2 separate regions of the Homo sapiens genome follow, and region 1 is linked to region 2. Evidence: read pairs that join two places in POLR2A ChIA-PET (ENCODE). Cell type or tissue: GM12878. All regions are shown on one strand.

The links. ChIA-PET counts read pairs that join two places held together with the same protein. Peaks named below come from ENCODE experiments on the same cell type or tissue, not always from the same donor. Only the 100,000 strongest peaks of a DNase experiment are listed, where the experiment ranks them.
Region 1: POLR2A ChIA-PET joins it to region 2 with 9 read pairs; 2 of 35 experiments call an interaction of 5 or more read pairs at or near these places.

What each region holds. Positions count from the first base shown.
Region 1 is chr3:5,107,014-5,112,013 of GRCh38, reverse strand. No RefSeq gene overlaps it. Among named protein-coding and RNA genes, the nearest start is that of ARL8B, 13 kb to the left of the region's middle. In GM12878, no CTCF peak of the experiment used is centred here; no DNase peak of the experiment used is centred here.
Region 2 is chr3:4,691,597-4,696,596 of GRCh38, reverse strand. ITPR1 (inositol 1,4,5-trisphosphate receptor type 1) reads right to left here. Exons shown (of 62, transcript NM_001378452.1): 33 at 2,856-3,107. Among named protein-coding and RNA genes, the nearest start is that of EGOT, 57 kb to the left of the region's middle. In GM12878, no CTCF peak of the experiment used is centred here; a DNase peak (open chromatin) is centred at 2,656.

The DNA.
Region 1 (5,000 bases), 420 kb before region 2:
TATCCTGAATATGGTCTACATAGTTAAAATGACTGATTTTCATACCAGCTTTTCCTTTCTTTCTTCTTCTTCTTTTTTTTTTCTTTTTTGAGACAGAGTCTTGCTCCTCTTTCCTGGCTGGAGTTCAGTGGCATGATCTCAGCTCACTACAACCTCTGCCTCCCTGGTTCAAGCAATTCTCGTGCCTCAGTGTCCAAAGTAGCTGGGACTACAGAGGCACGTGCCACCATGTCTGGCTAATTTTTTGTATTTTTAGTAGAGACCGGGTTTTGCTATTTTGGCCAGGCTGGTCTTGAACTCCTGGCCTCGAGTAATCCCCCTGCCTCAGCATCCCAAAGTGCTGGGATTACAGTCATGAGCCACTGCACCCGGCCTTCTACCAGCTTTTCTACCTAGCAGCTGTATGAACTGTGCAAGTTGCTTAACCTCTCTGTGCCTCCATTTACTATAAAGGGAGAAAACGTTGTTATCTGCCTCATAGGATTATTGTGAAGAGTAAATGAATGAGTTCATATCAAGCTCTTAGAACATAGCCTAGCACAGTCCGGGCTTGGTGGCTCATGCCTGTAATCTCAGCACTTTCGGAGGCCCAGGTGGGTGGATCACTTGAGGTCAGTAGTTCAAGACCCCCCTGGCCAACATGGTGAAACCTCATCTCTACTAAAAATACAAAAATTAATAGCTGGGCATGGTGGCACATACCTGTAGTCCTAGCTACCTTGGGAGACTAAGGCAGAAGAATCGCTTGAACCTGGGAGGTTGAGGTTGCAGTGGGCCAACAGTGCACCACTGCACTCCAGACTGGGCTACAGTGAGACTCCATCTTTTTTTTTTTTTTTTTTTTCAGGGTGAGTCTCACTCTATTGTCCAGGCTGGAGTGCAGTGGTGCAATGTTGGCTCACTGCAACCTCAACCTCCCAGGTTCAAGCGATTCTCCTGCCTCAGCCTCCCGAGTAGCTGGGATTACTGGTGCCCACCCCCATGTCTGGCTAATTTTTGTATTTTTGGTAGAGACAGGGTTTCGTCATGTTGGCCAGGCTGGTCTCGAACTCCTGACCTCAAGTAATCCACCCGCCTCAGCCTCCCAAAGTGCTGGGATTACAGGTGTGAGCCACTGTTCTCGGCCAAGACTCTATCTAAACAAACAAACAACAACAACAAAAAAAAAACAGCCTAGCACAGCGTTAATATTCTCTAAATCCTAGTCATTATTTCTGGAACATAGTGACTTAGGACATATGATCAACAATTCAGGGGCTTAGTTTCTCATCTGTAAAATATGGGTAAGGTTACCACCCTTATCTGATGTTTTAGCTGAGGAAGTATTTTCTGCTGAAGTCGCTGGAATAGTGTACAAAGTCATGTGGGTGGCTATTCCCTTTGAACTTTGCCTAGATTTAAGTTACAGGAATGGGAACTGAGGATCATGTGCTGAGACACACGGACCCATTGATGCATCCTTTATAGGGTCAGGAATCCCAGAGCCCTGGGAATGTAGATGGGGAAGGACAAGGGTGAGAGATAAGATTGACTCATGTATTTGCTTTGTGTCTGTTATGTAAGAAAGGTAGAATTCTGTGGCATCACAGCTGAATGACTCCAAGACCATTCTAGTTTTACTTAGTGAAAAGCTGAGGCACAGAGAAGGGATATGTTACAGTTAGAGATGCGAGTTTAAGTCATAATCTTTATTTATTTATTTATTTAGCGACAGAGTCTCGCTCTGTCACCCAGGCTGGAGTGCAGTGGCACGATCTTGGCTCGCTGCAACCTCCACCTCCCAGATTCAAGCGATTCTCCTGCCTCAGCCTCCCAAGTAGCTGGGATTACAGGCGCGTGCCACCACACCCAGCTAATTTTTTGTGTTTTTAGTAGAGACAGGGTTTCACCGTGTCAGCCAGGATGGTCTCAATCTCCTGACCTCGTGATCCACCCACCTCGGCCTCCCAAAGTGCTGGGATTACAGGTGTGAGCCACCACACCCAGCTAAGTCATAATCTTCTTAAGGACAGTAACCATTTCTACTTAAATTACTAAAATCATTTTAAATGAGTGAGCCAGCCTGGGGTACCTGAAATCTCATCTCTCAGGCATTTGTTTTATTATTACCTTTGCATTTGTCTAAGGTGATCATTGTTTTGGCTCCAAAGAATGAAATAAATGTGACACATTGCATAGGTTCTCACTGGCCTGATTACCAACCTAGTAGCATCTGAAACTGACAGCACCTGAGCCTTATCTACAGGACATTTCTGCTTTGGGCCAAGTCGATTAGAGAGCCAGAGTTTTTCATTAGCTGTGGATGTCACTACAGGTGCTCCCCAAAATCTGCAAGGAGCAGAATGTCAGTTCCATCTTTTAAAGGAAGAGTTTTGGCCTTCAGGAAAAGGGAAGCAAGACTCAATTAGGACATTCTCTTTAGAAGGAACATTCATCATTCTTTCTTTCTTTTTTATTTTGAGACAGAGTCTCACTCACCCAGACTGGAGTGCAGTGGTGCGATCTCAGCTCACTGCAACCTCCACCTCCCGGGTTCAAGTGATTCACATGCCTCAGCCTCCCAAGTAGCTAGGATTATGAGACACACACCACCAGTCCCAGATAATTTTTGTATTTTTAGTAGAGACATGTTAGTCAGGCTGGTCTTGAACTCCTGGCCTCAAGTGATCTGCCCACCTTGGCCTCCCAAAGTGCTGGGATTACAGGCATGAGAAACTGTGCCCGGCCCATTATTTTATTTTTATTTATTTTATTTTGCTTTTCAGAAACAGGATCTTGCTCTGTTGCCCAGGCTTGAGTGCAGTGGTATAATCACAGCTTACTGCAACCTCAAACCCCTGGGCTCAAGTGATCCCAGGCATGAGTCACGAGGCCCCGCCTCTTCTTCATTATTTAAAAATTGAGCTAGTCACCCCCATTTTAAGAACAACCAATCATATGAGAATTCCATAGGTGGAAAACAGATACTCAGTGCAAAGTAGAGTGGTGTGAAGAGTCCTGTGCAGGAAATAAAAAGACCACACTGCTGGAAGAAAAGCCGTGTCTTGAATTAAAGAGTTCTCAGGTTGGGTGCAATGATTCACGCCTGTAATCCCAGCACTTTTGGAGGCTGAGGTGGGTGGATCACCTGAGGTCAGGGGGTCAGGAGTTTGAGACCAGCCTGGCCAACATGGTGAAACCCCGTCTCTCCAAAAAAACAAAACTTAACCAGGCATGGTGGCATGCGCCTGTAATCCCAGCTACTCAAGAGGCTGAGGCAGGAGAATCGCTTGTGCTCAGGACGCAGAGTTTGCAGTGAGCCAGGATCGCACCACTGCACTCCAGCCTGGGTGACAGGGCAAGACTTTGTCTCAAAAAAAATTCTTGGCTTTGAAAACTAAATGGCTGTGTGACTTTCAGCAAGTCACTTCCTTTCTCTGGGCTTCAGTTTATTTATGAACTGAAGAGTTTGGATAAGATAAAATTAAAGAACCTTTTATCTCTAAAACCTTCCCATTTCATAGCAACCTGACTGAAATGAGATAAGAGGAAGGGATTCCTGCATGGTAGAGATAAGAATTCTCTCTTTATAATAGCCATTATAGGCTGGGCATGGTGGCTCATGCCTGTAATTCTAGTACTTTGGGGGCTGAGGCGGATGGATTACCTGAGGTCAGGAGTTCAAGATCAGCCTGGCCAACATGTCAAAACTCCATTTCTACCAAAAATACAAAAATTAGCTTGGTGTTGTGGCATGTGCATATAATCCCAGCTATTCAAGAGGCTAAAAAAAAAAAAAAAAAAAAACAGGAGAATCTCTTGAACCCAGAAGGAGGCTGCAGTGAGCCGAGATTGTGCCACTGCACTTCAGCCTGGGTGACAGAGAAAGACCCTGTCTCAAAAAATAAAAATAAAAAATAAATACCCTGTGTAAGTCGGGCATGGTGGTTCACGCCTGTAATACCAGCACTTTGGGAGGCTGAGGTGTGCAGATCACCTGAGGTCAGGAGTTCAAGATCAGCTTGGGCAACATGGTGAAACCCCGTCTCTACTAAAAATATAAAAATTAGCCAGGCATGGTGGCACATGCCTATAATCCCAGCTACTCGGGAGGCTGAGGCAGGAGAATTGCTTGAACCTGGGAGGCAGAAGTTGCAGCGAGCCAAGATCGTGCCACCGCACTCCAGCCTGGGTGAGAGAGTGAGACTCAATCTCAAAAAAAAAAAAAAAAAAAAAAAAATTAGCTGGGCATGTGTTGATGAATGCCTGTAATCCCAGCTACTCAGGAGGCTGAGGCAGGAGAATCGCTTGAAGCCAGGAGGCAGAGGTTACTAGGAGCCAAGATTGTGTCACTGCACTCCAGCCTGGGCAACAGAGTGAGACTCCATCTCAAAAATAAAATAAAATAAAATAAAATAGGCTTTATATTTTTTAGAGAAGTTTCAGGTTTACAGAAAATTGAGCAGATAGTACTGATGGTTCCAATGTACTCTTCCTCTAGCCCCATAGCTTCCCAAATTACCTTTGTTTTAACTGAGGAACCAATATTGCTACCTTATTATTAACTAAAGTCTATAGTTTACAATGGGGTTCAGCCTCAGCATTGTATATTCGATGGGTTTGGACGAATGTAGAATGTTATGTATCAACAATTACAGTGTCATAAAGAATTGTTTCATCTAAAAATTCCCTGTATTCCACCTACTCATCTCTGTTATTTTTAATTTAATTTAATTGTTTTAGTGATGACGTGGGTGGATCACTTGAGGACAGAAGTTCAAAATCAGACAGGGTCTTGCTGTGTCACCCAGGCTGCAGTGCAGTGACATGACCACAGCTCACTGCAGCCTTGACTTCCCAGGCTCAAGCAATCCTCCCACCTCAGCTTCCTAAGTAGCTGGGACTGCAGGTGCGTGCCATGACACCCAGCTCCTTTTTTGACTTTTTTGTAGAGATAAGGTCTCATTATGTTGCCCAGGCTGGTCTTAAACTCCTGGGCTCAAATGATCCTCCCACCTCAG
Region 2 (5,000 bases):
GTCTATACAAAATCCTGTATACAAGTGTGCACAGTAGCATTATTCACAATAGTCAAAAAGCGGAAACAATCCAAATCACCATCAACTGACTGATGGACACACAAAACGTGGTGTATGTATAGAATAGAAAATTACTCAGCAACATAAAGGAACGAAGTGCTGATACATGCTACAACTTGTGTGAGCCTTGAGAAAAATCATGTAGGTGACAAAATCCAGTCATAAAAGACCACATGTGTATGATTCCATGAAATGTCTCAAATAGGCAAATCCATATATTCAGAAAGACAATCAGTTGCCTAGGATTAGGGGGGTTGGCAGGAAATGGGAAGTGACTGCTAATGGGCATGGGGTTTCTTTTTGGGGTGATGAAAATATTCAGTAACTAAATTGTGATGGTGATTGCACAACTCTGCAAATATATTAAAAACCACTCAATTGTACACTTTAAACAAGTGAATCATATCTGTAAACATCTCCATGAAGCTTCTAAAAATTAAGCTGGTATGCGATACTATCATACAACCATCAAATTGAAAAAAATAATAAAGGATCTGATGATAGCAAATGTTAGCAGGGTTGGGAGGAGGAATGGTAACTGGAGCAACCATGCTAAAAACAACTGGACTGTATCACATCAAATTGAAGAAATGCACCTCCTGTGATCCAGCACTTCCACTTCTGACTATCCACACACCCTGGACGGAAGTGTACACATGTGGGCCAGGATGTATGCACAATCCTAACAGCCAAAAGCTGGAAACAACTAAAATGAGCATCAGTAGAAGAATGAAAAACCTATCATGGTGCCACAATAGAAAGGAATGCTCCAAAGCAAAGGAAATGAACGCAGCTACATATCAGGGTGGATCAACCTTAACAACACAGAACTGAACTTAAAAAGGCATGGAATGATACACAGAAGAAGTCCAAAACCTCACAAAACTAAACTATATTGTTGAGGGATGTATACAGAAAAGCAACTGCAGGATTACATAAAAATCAGCTTGTGGTTACCCTCAGGAGACAGCCCTTGGGGGAGGTGAGGACAGGAAAGGGGAATGGGGGGAGGTTTTTGCATATTTCTTGACCTGGGTGGCAGTTACAAAGCTGTTCTCTTTATAATCGTTCTATCGTTCTTGCAGTATACAACTGAGTTTATGTACTTTTTTGCACTTCCGTTGTATTTCAAATAAAAAAGAGTAAAAAACAAACTAATGCTTGTTATAACACGACGCTTCTCTCATCCCTAATACTAGTTATAACTCTACCTTCTTTATCCATAACAAGTGAACTGTAAATTAAAACTATGTTGAAATGACCATTTTCACCTGCCAGATATATGAGAACCCAAAAGTGTGATAACATACTGTGGCCAAGACTGTGAAAAGAATGCAATCTCATTGCTTTCTTATTACAGCAATTAATTATTCATTATTATCTCATTACATCATAAATTAGTTCCACACTTACAAAGGGCCGTGACAGTACATCTATACAATGGCATTTTATGCAACTGTAAAAAAACATCTGGCATCTTTTTATGAATTGATATGAAAAGAAGTTACAGTGTTAAGGTACAGAATAGTATACCTAGAGTATCATCTTCTGCATTTACAAAAAGGGGGTGGGGAAGTAAAGTATATATACTGTATGCGTTTATGTGCAAAATTCTAGAAAAATACACAAGAACATAATAAATTATTTTCTGTAGGGTGGTGGGAAAACAGATTATAAGACTTTTCATGGTTTACCCCGTTACAGTCTTTGATATTTGAACTTTTCAAAGAGTATGGTCAGGTACTGACTAATGACATTTTGGTCAATGATGGGTCTCATACACAACAGTGACCCATAAGATTATAATACCCAATTTTTACTGGACCTTTTCCATGTTTACATACACAAATACAATTGTGTTATAATTGCCTTCGGTACTGAGACAGTCACATGTTGTGCATGTTTGTAGCCTGGAAGCAAGAGGCTGTACCATATAGCCGAGGTGTGTAGCAAGCTGTGCCATCTAGGTTTGTGTAAGTGCGCTGTATGATGTTTGCACAATGAGGAAATCACCGAAGAACGCATTTCTCAAAAGATATCCCCACCACTAAGCGACACATGACTGTTTTTAGCTTTTCAAAATAACCTAAAAACATTATATGATATATGTCATATATTTTAATGTAATATAAATGTGTACTACAAACTAATATTACACATTGTAAAACCTACAATACATACTTTATAATATACTTTATATATCATAAATATATACTTTATAATATACTTTATATATCATAAATATATACTTTATAATCCAGTTTTTCATTACTAATCAATATAATCTATGAGTAGGAAAAAAGGAAGCCTGGAAGGATTAACTTCAAAACTTAGGTATTCATTATTTTTTTTTTTAATTGATTGTCTGTAGTTCCTAAATTTTTTATAATGGCCATTATTTCTGTAATAAGGGTTTTTGTTTTAAAGAATTAACTTACTAAGTCTTACATTCATATGGACTAGATCTCAACCTACTCTTCGTCACATTTCTGAAAAGTTCATTCAGGTCATATCCCCTTTGCTCAACAGGCTAAATTAGTCCACAGAGCTGAAGCTTTTTTCCTCACTGTTCTTAAAGATACAGAAAGAACGACTAACTTCTTCCGTGTTCCTTTCATGCAAAATCAATGCTCGAGAAAATGTTTTAGGGAACTGAAATCCCACTACAAAATGAGCTGCAGCTTTCAGAGCCATGAGGGCTCCCCCAGGCCAGCCACCACCATGTCTCCCAGTGAGCCACGACAGCACACACCACATAGCAACGAGAAGGGCACAGCCAGGCTGGGCTCGCTCACCTCAGGGATGCAGTCCTCGTGGGTCACCACGCGAACGATGTCATCCAGCGGGAGCAGGGAGTTGCACTTGATCTCTGTGTAGACATTCTTACCCTCCGTGCACACAGCCAGGAGCTCGACCAAGTGGATGTGGTACATGAGAGGGCTGTTCTCATCCATCCGATCCCGTTCTGACCGCATCATCTGGATCAGAGTCTGGAAAGAGGCTCTGTCGTTGTAGAACACGAGGACATCCTCTCCCGAATTGACCAGCTACATAAAGAACAGGGTGGGTTTAGATTACAAGCTTGCAGGGGTGGGGCAGCATGAAAAAAATCTATTCACAGAGGAAGAGAGAGGTTCTGTTAGCATTTATCTTCCCAAATCAGTCTTACCTATTTTGACTTCATTCATTTATATAACTGAACAACTAGAAATCTTCAGCATCATAATTTTAGTCCACAGATACAGAAATACCACACTGGCCCTAGAAAGCTATTAGGGGAAGAGAAAGCCTGCATACCAGCATTAATGCATCAAGTGGAAACAGAGATTGCAAGCTTGCACTGGTATTTCCATACCTACCAATTAGGCTATGATATTTCTTTTTAAATGTTTCCATCTTATTTATTTTTTTTGAGATGGAATTTCACTCTTGTTGCCCAGGCTGGAGTGCAATGCCGTGATCTCGGCTCACCACAACCTCCGCCTCCCAGGTTGGTTCAAGCGATTCTCCTGCCTCAGCCTCCTGAGTAGCTGGGATTACAGGGATGCACCACCATGCCTGGCTAATTTTGTATTTTTAGTAGAGACGGGGTTTCCCCATGTTGGCTAGGCTGGTCTCGAACTCTCAACCTCAGATGATCCACCCAACTCGGCCTCCCAAAGTGCTGGGATTATAGGTGTGAGCCAATGTGCCCTGCCTCCATCTTATTTTTATGCTTTACAATGTATCCCCTTTACAATTCTTTCATCTACCATCTTATCTCTTCAATCAACAAATTACTTTTAATTAAGATATGCCTTCCTCTCCATACTTACTCTTCAAAAAGTTGAGGCATTCCTGTTTATAACTTGTCCCCTAAGATGAGGCTTCTTGCAAATTTATTTAAGAATAAATCGATTTCATCAGCAGTACATGAAGTACAAAAAACCCAGAAAGGGCTGGCACAGAAGTCAAAATAAACATGGTCAATACTTACTAATGACTAACCTTTATGAGCTCTAATGATTAGATGCCAGATACCAAGATAAACTCTTTAGACAAACTTCCTAACCTCATTGTATCTCAGTTTCTTCATCTGTGAAACCAGGACAAATACAATAGCTAACTCACAGTGCTATGTAGATTAAATAATTTATTATAGACAAACTGCTTAGGACTGTGCCTAGAGTATGACCGGCTTCCAAAAAGTGTTAGGCATTAATGTCACCATTATCTCATTTACCCCACATATCAACTCTTTAAAGTGAAATCTGCGTATCTTCATGTTATAGAAAAGCTCACTGAGGAGTTGAAAGGTCAAGTAATGTATCTCATGGCACCCTTCAGTGAAGGGGTTCAGGTGACATTTGTATCCCAGGTTGAGCCGACTCTCTCTTTTTTTTATTTTTTTTCTAAGAGACAACGTCTCACTCTGTTGCCCAGGCTGGAGTGCAGTGGGTGCCATCATAGCTCACTGCAAGGTCAAAATCCTGGGCTCAAGGGATCTTCCTCTGTAACTGGGATTATGGGCACATGCCACTACACCCAGCTAATTTTTAAAATTTTTTGTAGAAACAAGGGTCTTACTATGTTGCCCAGGCTGGTCCTGTACTCCTGGCCTCAAGTGATGCTCCTGCCTCAGCCTCCCAAAGAGCTGGGATTACAGGCATGAGCCACCACGTTGGCCTCAACTCTTAATCACACTACCCTCCCTGCCAATGGAACCATATACGTAGACAAGATTGTAAATCAAAGTGAATTCATAATAAACCAAGTAAGGCTTTTCCTTGATTCCACAGACCAACTGCTCCTCAAAAAGCATCAGGCAAAATTTTTTCCATCTAATTAATTAGGTGAATAATTTTTAAAATTCATAATCCACAAGAATGGAAGCGTTCTGGCTCACTGGGTCCTGACTACATTTTATCTCCATTCCCTATAATTCAGTTCCTTATTCCTCT